Linked DNA regions of Homo sapiens: region 1 is linked to region 2. A link is a loop called in an ENCODE intact Hi-C map of the cell type or tissue named here. Cell type or tissue: PC-3. All regions are shown on one strand. Links, peaks and the distances in the headings refer to the core of each region. The heading gives the core; the rest is flanking DNA. Region 1 holds the start of HGF (hepatocyte growth factor). Region 2 overlaps CACNA2D1 (calcium voltage-gated channel auxiliary subunit alpha2delta 1).

Region 1 (5,392 bases), core at 226-5,225, 180 kb after region 2:
GATAACACATATGAAGTGTTTAGTACAGCACCTGACACATACAGCCCCATTTTGGTGATAGGGAAACTGAGGTATTAGGGCGATAAATTAGCTTCCTCAATTTGTAATTGTTTTAGTAAGTGACTCAGCTGGGATTTGAAAGCAGGCCTATGACTAAGCTGAGCCTATCCAAGTGGTAGCAGAAACAGAATGGCACCTGGCATGTGACAGGCATTTAATAAACAAAATGACAGTTCAAGAACACAAAACGCATTAGTAATCACAGGCGTTTAGTAAACAAAATGACCAGTTCAATAACACAAAACTCATTAGTAATCTACAGATCATAAGGTCATGTCAGCTTATTCCTCACGTACGTTCTTACAAGCATCACTTGTGGAGAAACCTGGGCTTAAGACAAAGAAAGATACCGTGTTAAAGCAGCAGCCTTTTAAAGAGCACAGTAATAGAGGCTTTTCCATTAAATCCATCTAGTATCCATGAGATACTAGAACCCTCAATCATAGGACAGATTTAAAATGGTATTATAGGGTAATGAGTATCCATCTAGTATTTAAGTATTTACATAAATTGCAGTACTTAAAGTAATCTCTTTACAAGTTATTTTATCAAAAACTTTTCAGACACAATTTTTTGGGGATTTATTCAAACTGTTTAACACTTAAGAAGTACTGGCTTACCTTGGAGATACTGCTCGTTTGGTTTCAGACCACTGTGATCAAGCAAAAATCGCAATAAAGCAAGTTACATGAATTTTTTTTTCGTTTCCCAGTGCATATAAAAGTTACACAGCAGACTATTAAGTGTGCAACAGCATTATGTTTAAAAATGTCCATACCTTAACTTAAAAATACTTTATTGTTAAAAAATGCTAACGATCATATAAGCCTTCAGCGAGTGATAATCTTTTTGCTGATGGAGGGTCTTGCTTGATGTTCAGAGCCTTGCTGTGGCTTTGGCTTAAGGCTTAAGGGAATATTGCAGCTGGTTTGATCTTCTATCTAGACTGCTCAAATTTTCTGCATATCAGCAATAAGGCTGCTCTGCTCTCTTATCATTTGTGTGTTCACTGGAGTAGCACTTCTAACTTGCTTCAAGAACTTTTCTTTTGCATTTGCAACTCGGATAACTGGTGCAAGAGGACTGGCTTTTGACCTAACTCATCTTTGGGCATGCCTTTCCCCAAAAGCTTAATTTATTTCTAGCTTTTGATTTCAAGGAAGAGACGCGCAACTCTTCCTTTCACTTGAGTACTTAGAGGTCATTGCAGGGCTATCAATTGGCCTAATTTCAATAATGTTGTGTTTTAGGAAATAGAGAAGCCTGAGGGGAGGGAGAGAGACGGGTGAACAGCTCGTCAGTGGAGTAGTCAGAATACACACATGAATGGATTAAGTTTGGGTTGTGGTTTGTGGTGCCCAAAACAATTATGGCAGTAACATCAAAGATCACTGATCACAGATCATCATGTAAAATAATAAGGAAATATTTGAAATATTGCAAGAATTACCAAAATGTGACACGGAGACACAAAGTGAGCACATGCTGTGGGAAAAACGGCACCAACAGACTTGCTCAATTCGAGGACACCACAAAACTTAATTTGTAAAAACACATTATCTGTGAAGTACAATAAAGTGAAGGGCAATAAAATGATGTATGCCTATGTAAGGCAATCAGTAGATGATGGGAAAAAAACATTGCATGATTTAGAAAAAACAAAGAGAATATGTTATCAAAATGACTAAACTAATAGCATAATTAGAATTTCATTTGAGTATTTCTTTATAGTTTTGAGAGATTTAAAATTATGTATTATTTTATAAATTATTATGGAGGATCTCCTATATACCCAGTCTCAGACTTATTTTGGTGATTATACTCTGGAACATGTGATTCTTCTCCTCGTGGGGTTAAAAAAATTTATACCATCCTATGGGGTATGACTAATCTGAATCTCACACTTGAATATTACTTTGGGATCTTAGGCAAGTTATTTAAGAATAAAAATAACTTACTATGTTTCCTCAACTATAAAATGAGAATTTTAATAATCTTAAACTTACTGTAAGGATGAAATAATTTTCAATAGTATGTAATATGATGCTTAGCATACATTAAGATCTCAGTGTATATTAGCAACAATTTCAGTAAAGAAAGACCAAATAATTTTTGTCAAGAAATATGAATATATAAATTATATAGGTTTTAAGTTGTATTTACCATATTTAATGTGACAGTAAAAAAAGTCACGAAAATGTGTGACCTAATAAGTTTATTCAGTTTTCTAATGTCCTGAACCCCTTATCTCAGATGGATTTTGCTCCAAACTTATAACAATAATTTACAACCCTGACTCTAGTTTTTTTTTCTGAGAGAAAAAAATAAATAGAAACACTGTTCTTTTTCTTTCCTTACCTACAGGAATTTACTTACAGAAAAATCTAACTTCTTTTAAAAACAGCCTTAATCCCTTGTTGGGCCAAGGGAAAACTTTTCCATTGTTCTCTGAAGGTTTGCTAAAAAAAAAATTACTGTCAAGAGGCAGATCAATAGAAGAAAAGGCATACACATTTATTTGATCATAATTTTACACAACCCGAGAGCCTTTAGAACAAAGACCCAAAGTTACAAAAGAAATTGTCCATTTTTATGCTTAGGTTCAACAAAGTGTGGGCAGGTGTGGAGAAATACAACTGGACAAAAGGAATATGATCTCATGCTAACAGACTGAGTGGGGACGCCTGGCAAGGTGAGATTCTTCCTGGTATCTCTGTGCAGTACTCATTCCTTCTGGGTATGGGGCAGGACCTTCTTTGGAATGGGGTCTTATGAGCTACGATCAAACAAGGTAGGTCAGATAATGTCTTTATGGCCAGATTTCACACAGAAAGTTGAGGTGTTAGAGTGATATGCTTAGGTTTTATGGCTGGTTTGGGAAAAAGGGTTCTGGTTTCTAGGAGCCACCTTGGGAAAGAGGGATTCTAGTTTCTATGCCTCGCCTTGGGGGAGAATGAAGGGCCGGAGACTGGAGAGCAGGAGAAGGTCAGAGAGAGCTGATTCTGAGGTCTTCATTTGGGGTATCATTTTTCTGAGCCCCTACACCCTAATAAAGCACAAGAGATGCAGTGGAGCAATTCAGGGTCACGGTCAGGCTATGCATTGAACTGAGATTTCCCAAAAAGTCTACTGAACAGTAAAAAGAAAGTAAAATGGATCCTGGGGACACCAGACAGAGGCTGACAAATGATTTTTAAGTAAGGAGAAAATGATAAAAGAGAAGGATTAGCAATAGAAACGGGTCATATAAAATAGATCCCTCAAAAGGAATTCTCTTAATCCCTAGCTTCTCTAGATATCCCACAACCTCAGGGACTTATCAGGCAGGTTGTTTTTCCCTGAAAGTGGGGGTAAGGGAGCTGGAGGACAAATGAAGGTGGTATGTGGAGGGAAGGCTGTTCTGTGGATGAGTTTAATTCAGCCCCACAATCACTTCTGTACAGCTACCCACCGCTCTAGTCATTCCCACATTTGGCCTGCTTTCTTTTCCTCTGTGGACAGGGGCACTGTTCTCTACTAATATCCATCTCAGAGAGATACAGGGGCAAGTATCCCTCAGCATCCATTAGAAATAAAGCAGGCTCTTGCTTAAAGTTACCAGAGCATCCACCTCTGGGTGCAAAGACAAATTCTCTGAATCAAGTGAGGGGTCTGGGCAATGATCTCACAAGGATTTGATACCTAGGAGTCCCCCCATGCCCATACAAGCTCCTCATCTTTCCACTTACACTTTGGGAAGCTGGCTGTCGTGTACAGGCAGATGAAGCTGGAAAAGAGAGGCATATTCAGTACTCACGAATTCAAACAGCTTGAGGGATTTCCGGTGAAAGTCAGTCCTAACCAGTGTATACGTACATACACACCAACATGTGTGAATGTGTTGTGTGCACGTGTGTGCCTGTACAAGTCCACATGGCATATTTACCTGTCAGGGACAGGCTATGGACAATGACTGTTTCTTGGACTTTCTCTTAAAAAGTCAGATCAGACAAGTTTATTTTGTATACTTTGGGTAAATGTGTGGTATTTCGTGAGTTTGGCAGTTTGTGAAAAAAAAAAAAAAAAAAAAAAAAAAAAAAAGCTGCCTGCTCTGAGCCCATGGGGCAGGGGCAATTTTTTCATCTGACAATCTGCGTGCTTTTGTTTTGCTTGCTTATTTTGGCCCCACAATACCACACCCTTTTCTTAACTAACCTCTTTCTACCTGGGCTGGACGTGCCTGGGCTCTCCTCCCTGGCCCCGCTCCCACCTCTCCCAGGTCTCTAAACCCCTAGAGAACCTGTGTCAGTGTTTTGAATCCCTCAGTTGCTCTAGCAGGAAAACTAGACAGATTAGGAGCTGGGGCACATTTGGCTGAAAGACAGCTCTTCGCTTTCTTCTTATGCTGCTTCCCCTTCCTCTTTTCCCAAATAGATATATAAACACATGTATTTTCCTGTTTAAATTGAGCGAATTGGTCCCCTGCCTGTGCCTTGATTTAGCCATTGGGCTCAGCCTTGCTCCTCCCTTCCTTACTCGGATAGGAGCCACTGGGATCTGGAGCTCCAGCTTCCAAATTGAAGCTGGCCTCAGGCCAGGTGACCTTTTCTTTGTAAGTTTCTTTCCTAAGCGTGGGGTTGGGGGGAGGCGGGGAATGGGGGGGGTTGCAGGGATCTGTTTGGTGCTGTTGAAGGGGGGGCGAGTGAGGAAAGGAGGGGGCTGGAAGAGAGTAAAGGGCTGTTGTTAAACAGTTTCTTACCGTAAGAGGGAGTTCAGACCTAGATCTTTCCAGTTAATCACACAACAAACTTAGCTCATCGCAATAAAAAGCAGCTCAGAGCCGACTGGCTCTTTTAGGCACTGACTCCGAACAGGATTCTTTCACCCAGGCATCTCCTCCAGAGGGATCCGCCAGCCCGTCCAGCAGCACCATGTGGGTGACCAAACTCCTGCCAGCCCTGCTGCTGCAGCATGTCCTCCTGCATCTCCTCCTGCTCCCCATCGCCATCCCCTATGCAGGTTAGTTCCCTTCTTCTTCTTCATTATTAGTATTAGTATTTAACTCTCCTGCTAACCTTCCCTATTCCTTTTAACACCCTCTTTTTACCCTATTCCCAGCATCCTTTCTGAACTCAGTATGTAGTATAGGTTTCTAAAAGCTCTCATTATGCTTTTTTTGACATTCTTTTTTGTTGTTGTTTGAATAGCATTTAAAATGATAATTAACTTTCCCTCAACTCCCCTCCACCTCCAACCCAAGCCCCGTCCCACTTAGCCTAATAGTTGTGGATTATGAGATAGGGAGGAAGTGCTAATACTGGCTGAACTTGGCTGCTTTGGACAAGTTTAAAGC
Region 2 (5,392 bases), core at 201-5,200:
AGCCATTGTCTTATTATTACAGAGTTCTAGTTTCTTTTGGATGGTTTCTGATGCTATCACATATTAGACTTCTATTATTTCCTTTAATTGTACTAATTTCTTTTTCTAGTGTTTGAAACTAGACCAGGTCAATTACATAGGGTTTGATAAAATATTACAAATCATATTTAATATATGTCACTTAAAGATGGCTTACTACTTTTCCTATAGTTCAGCTATCTTTCTCTAATAAATACTATTCTGATTTACTGTGTATTGATTATATACAAGGTAGGTAATATGTCATCAGTATGTACTACATTAGCTTTATGCTTTTAAAATTCTTAAGAAATATTAATCTATTCTCAAAGATGAAGTCTACATAAAAATCTCTGTCTACCTCTTTTTAACTAATTTTAAATACAATACTTCCTAATTCTGATTCTTCAGTGTGTGCACACACCAATGAATATCCAAACTTGTAAAGCATTATCTCATAAATTATTTGAGTTATTTAGTTTACCTACTCAAATACATAGCTGCATTTGTCCCAGAAAGGACAAAACATTTTCACAGATAATATTATGCAATTAGATAATATAAATTAAAAATAGCACAAAGAAGTAATAAAATCAGTAATGGGGACTAAAAATGAAAGATGTATTAGCCAGTCAATCCCAGTTATCTCTGTGAGGGATTATTGATCCTTGCTAGGGAGAGTAATTCAACATTGCAACTAAGCGTTTTTTTTTTCTTTTTAAGATATATTAAGTCCAGATAGGCGGACTCCTGTTATTCTGTCTACTGCAACTTCAGCACGTTGCCCATGTAAAATTATTCCCCCAAAGAATGTTTTATGAAGGGCCAAGGGTCATGTCACTCATTAGAGAAACTTCGCTCATCAACTATTTGTCACCAGTTTTTTGACACTAGAAATATTAAATTCAGATGAACTTGAAAAGTGACTTAAAAGCCTATTGCCCAAAATATTATTCTAGGAGGCTATATCTTATGATCAAGCCATTAAAAGGATTTGACCAAGACAAAAATGTTCAGCAATTGAAGCTCCTATAAATGGGTTGTGTGTGAAAGTACAACTGTTGCTCAGTAGCTTGGTGTGCTAATAATATCTTGTGTTTCTTTAGCAGTGGAGTTATTTTGGTAATGCTTATTTGCAATGGTCACTGTGAATCTGCTCTGGATGGAGACTCACGTTAACTGCCAGCAAATTGCATGAAATCTCATCTTGTATGTCTTCTGTGTTTTCTTTCCTTTTCCTATACTTGCTACTTTGCCCGTTATTAATAGGATCAACTTAAGTGCACAACGAGTCGTGCCTGTACCATGATGTCAGCTCCTATCTTCATTTTACTGCAAGTTTTCATGTGGTGTGGATGGTCAGTCACTTTCTCTAATTTTTCTTAGTTTTTGTTTTTGGCTTGAAATTCTAGAAAATCACCCATATTCCTAAATCTGCGATATTAATGTTCCTGAAACCAGGTTATTAAAATCTCAGGACCAATGTTGTTGTTTTGTAAATAGCTGATTTCAAATGGCATGTACATTTCTAATCCTAAATGAAACATATTCAATATTTATGTAAAAATCATTTTTCATAAAGTTTTTGTGTAAAAATTGTCATTACAGAGACAGATATACAGGCTTCATGGTATTTTATGAGAACTACCTAATGACAATTTTTAGAGGTGGTTATCTCAATTTATTTACAAAAGATGCTAACACAAATTTAATGCACTCTTTCAATTCCTTTCAGATTTTTCTACTTTTTAAAATAAATCTGACTTAAATAACTTTTTAGATTTTTTACTCTCAAAATATTCTTATTGAAATATTTTAGAATAAGTGCTTCTAGTTTCTAAGTTCATTTTATTTAATATACATTATCTAGCCCAAAATTATTAATTAACCTTTTAAGAAATTTCTGAGTTCTCTATTCAATACTACTAAAGAGATGTTTTGGGTCTTGGATTTGCATTTAGTTCTTCATTTACTGTTTTGCAATTTCTTTTCTAATGCTCTGGAATCATCATGATGTATTACTAGAGCACGCACTTTCGTTGTGTTTGTCATTGGTTTCCAAGTAGTCATTGATTAGGAAGCCACTAGATGGAGATGTGGCCATTACTATGAATGGAGTGAATTCACAGGCAGGGGTGATAGAGGGTGGGGAGTAGAATAGCAGAGGGAGTCTCAGAAAATAACCACAAGTCTTCTGGCATAATAAAAGAATAGTTTTCATGGCAAAAGACGCCAAAGTAAGGAAACGTTGCTTTAATATCTTCATATACACATTTTAAAAATTGATATATAGGCAATTATTTGAATTATTATTAATTCCTGAAAGAAGTTCATAGGTAGTCAACCATTACACAAGAAAAGTGTAATCAAATTATATTTCTATAATTGTCCTTATTTTCCCTTTTGATTCAAAAGCTTACTTCTGTCAATCATAGAATTTTTAGATAAGATTTATAGGTTATCAGTTACACTAAAAAATATGTAAGTATTGCTCTTGAGTAGGCCAGCTCTCTTTTTACCTTTCTCTTAAAAACTTATAGCAACGGCTGGGTGCAGTGGTTCAAGCCTATAATCCCAGCACTTTGGGAGGCCGAGGTGGGTGCATCACCTGAGGTCAGGAGTTCGAGACCAGCCTGGGCAACCTGGTGAAACCCCATCTCTACTAAAATACAAAAATTAGCTGGGCATGGTGGTCCCAGCTACGCCAGAGGCTGAGGCAGGAGAATTGCTTGAGCCTAGGAGGTGGAAGTTGCAGTAAGCTGAGATTGTGCCACTGCACTCCAGCCTAGATCACAGAGCTAGACTCCATTTCCAAAAAAAAAAAAAAAAAAAAAAAATATATATATATATATATATAGCAACAGTGACTTTAAAATCTTTTTAACCTAAGACCACCACCCCCCCCCCCCCCCACCAAAATAACATTTTCCTATTATGGTACTTTCCTTGAACTATAATTATAAATCTATCATGGCAATAATTATATATCACCATGGACTCAACTAGGATATTTATGTACCAGATAATATGCTTTATAAATTGTGTTTGCATAAAATAATAAATTTCTCAATGGACAATTATTGACTTGCTTTACTTCTTTGATTAATAAATGTTAGCTTTTTCATTTGCTTGAGTTTTGATGAAGTCCTCATGGTATGGAGCTTCATAATTGTAGAAGTATAATCTATATCCTTCTGATCTCCAAAAAGAAAACATTTGAGATTCCTTTATATTATTGTATCAAAGGAATACATAATATCGATGATGTATATTTTACATTAACAAAATATGCTTTCAGTATTTAAAAACACAGTTATCTGTATAGAACAGTGAATCCACTTAGTGCTATTTGAATGTTGATATAATGATATCAAAGGAAGTATTATTTTCTCTGAAACAATTAAGTTGAAAAAAATCATTACAAAAAATACTGAAATGTTAGTTGGCAGTTGTTTCCCACATTAAGGACCATAAAGGTTATGGTCTATGCTCCAATGTAGTCTGGCTAAAACTAGCAATTTCTGTTGGATTAGGTTCTGCTCACAAGCAAGGTAGAATGGTAGTATAATCTCCAAAGCCTACCAAGGGGCCCTTATACCCGGTAGAGTCCGGAAGGATATAGATTATACAAAAACAGTTATGAAGCTCCATACCATGAGGACTTCATCAGAACTCAAGTGTTCAAACAAGACTTTTTGATAACAAGTTTATGAAGACTCAAAAAGCTAACATTTATTAATCAAAGAAGTAAAGCAAGCCAATTCTGTCCATTGAGAAATTTATTATTTTATGCAAACCCAATTTATAAAGCATATTATTGGGTACATAATCTGTCTACATTTAAAGAGTTGAATAAATATACTACTACCTACCTATCTCACGAGTTAATGTGTAAGAGTGTTAAGGTGACATGTCGGAGAACAAATTATTTGCTAGGGGCATTATTCCTATTATTATGCAGTATCTACATGCCTAAAAATTTTTAAATATAGATTGTCTTCAAAGTTGCTGGTGGTAACTTTAGTACAGACTTACCTGAATTCAAAAGTTAGTCCATGATTTGATGGCTGTCTTCACCAGCGATTTGCATTTTGAAGGAAATTAAATGATGGCTATAATTCAGAAAAAAAGATCAAAAACCTTTTAGCCAAATGACCAGAACATTTTCTTTTGAAACATGTACTTCTAAATTTAATAAATTAAAAATTATTAAGCTTGTACTGTATGCAATTAGTTGTCCCAGGTTCTGAATGGGGAAAGAAAGGCAGAGTAAGAGTTTAGCAACAGTAACTTCAAAAGATTTTAGCCACTGGTAACGCATGCTGTATGAAGAAAACTTTGGGGCAAAAACCATATGAATTTTACTATGGTTTAGATTTTTTAAAGAGTAATGAGAAAGGAATAAAGAATTCTTAGTTGATATCTTTAATAACACAGTCTTTTAAGGGAGGTTCCCCTATAAGGAAGTCTAATAAAATTAGTTTTATCATATTTTAAAATAAATATATATATAATATTGGCACTGCATTCTTTTTCCATTTTAATGTTCTAAACTGAAAGTACCAATCTGTTATTTTCTACTTAAATAATCATTTAAAAATCAGACCGATTTATTATATCTGGTCATGGTGTCAGTGGGATTTCAGTCTCTATAGGACAGAAATAATGCTGAGTTCCTCCCACATCAGTGCATTTGTGTAGAATGTATGCCATAATAAGACTTGAAATGATTCTATGAAATACATTACATGGACTTGCACCATGCAAAATGCTTGGGAAGACATGATCAGGAAACTTAAAAGACACATTTTTCAGTGTGAACTGACATGCACACCACAGGGAGCCCAAATAACTTATCTAAACTACCACCTCCCAAATAGAAACAGACATATCTCATCATCACACAGAGGAAATTAAACAAAAATTATATATAAAAATAAAAACAGTGAAATAAGGGCCAAAGAGAATATTTTTCTTTCCATAACACATTTGTAGAGTATAAAGATGACAAAATATGTTATTAATACACAAATGGGTCTTGTGTGGTAATTTTTATTCAAATTAACACTTAATCATAACTGGGGAGTACTCCTGTTTAAGTGACAATGACTTCTTTAAGTTAATACCTCATAGTGTTTCTAACCAGTCCATGTGTGCTGCTTTATTGAGTACCTACTCTTCATTTATCAAATCGTTGCTATGTATCTAGCCACTCTTCTGTGTATGAAATACATTTATATAAAGTATTTGTTTTTTTTTTAATCTGATATTCAATTGTTACTGGTACCCTGTTTTTTATCTGTTTACCCTACCTGGAGAGAAAAGCATCTGAACAAAAAGAACAAATGCAAAGGCAGTAAACAGCTTGGCCTGT

The links. Peaks named below come from ENCODE experiments on the same cell type or tissue, not always from the same donor. Only the 100,000 strongest peaks of a DNase experiment are listed, where the experiment ranks them.
Region 1: a loop joins it to region 2, with 3 times the contacts of the local background. A loop is called at or near these places in 5 of 110 quality-filtered maps.

Annotation. Positions count from the first base shown.
Region 1 is chr7:81,769,550-81,774,941 of GRCh38, reverse strand. HGF (hepatocyte growth factor) reads left to right here and starts at 4,895. Exons shown (of 18, transcript NM_000601.6): 1 at 4,895-5,058. The coding sequence starts at 4,971. In PC-3, for the core only: no CTCF peak of the experiment used is centred there; no DNase peak of the experiment used is centred there; H3K4me3 peaks cover 457 bases.
Region 2 is chr7:81,953,444-81,958,835 of GRCh38, reverse strand. The region is part of intron 38 of CACNA2D1 (calcium voltage-gated channel auxiliary subunit alpha2delta 1); the gene reads left to right. Among named protein-coding and RNA genes, the nearest start is that of CACNA2D1-AS1, 53 kb to the left of the region's middle. In PC-3, for the core only: a CTCF peak has its summit at 2,111 (motif pointing right); a DNase peak (open chromatin) is centred at 2,105.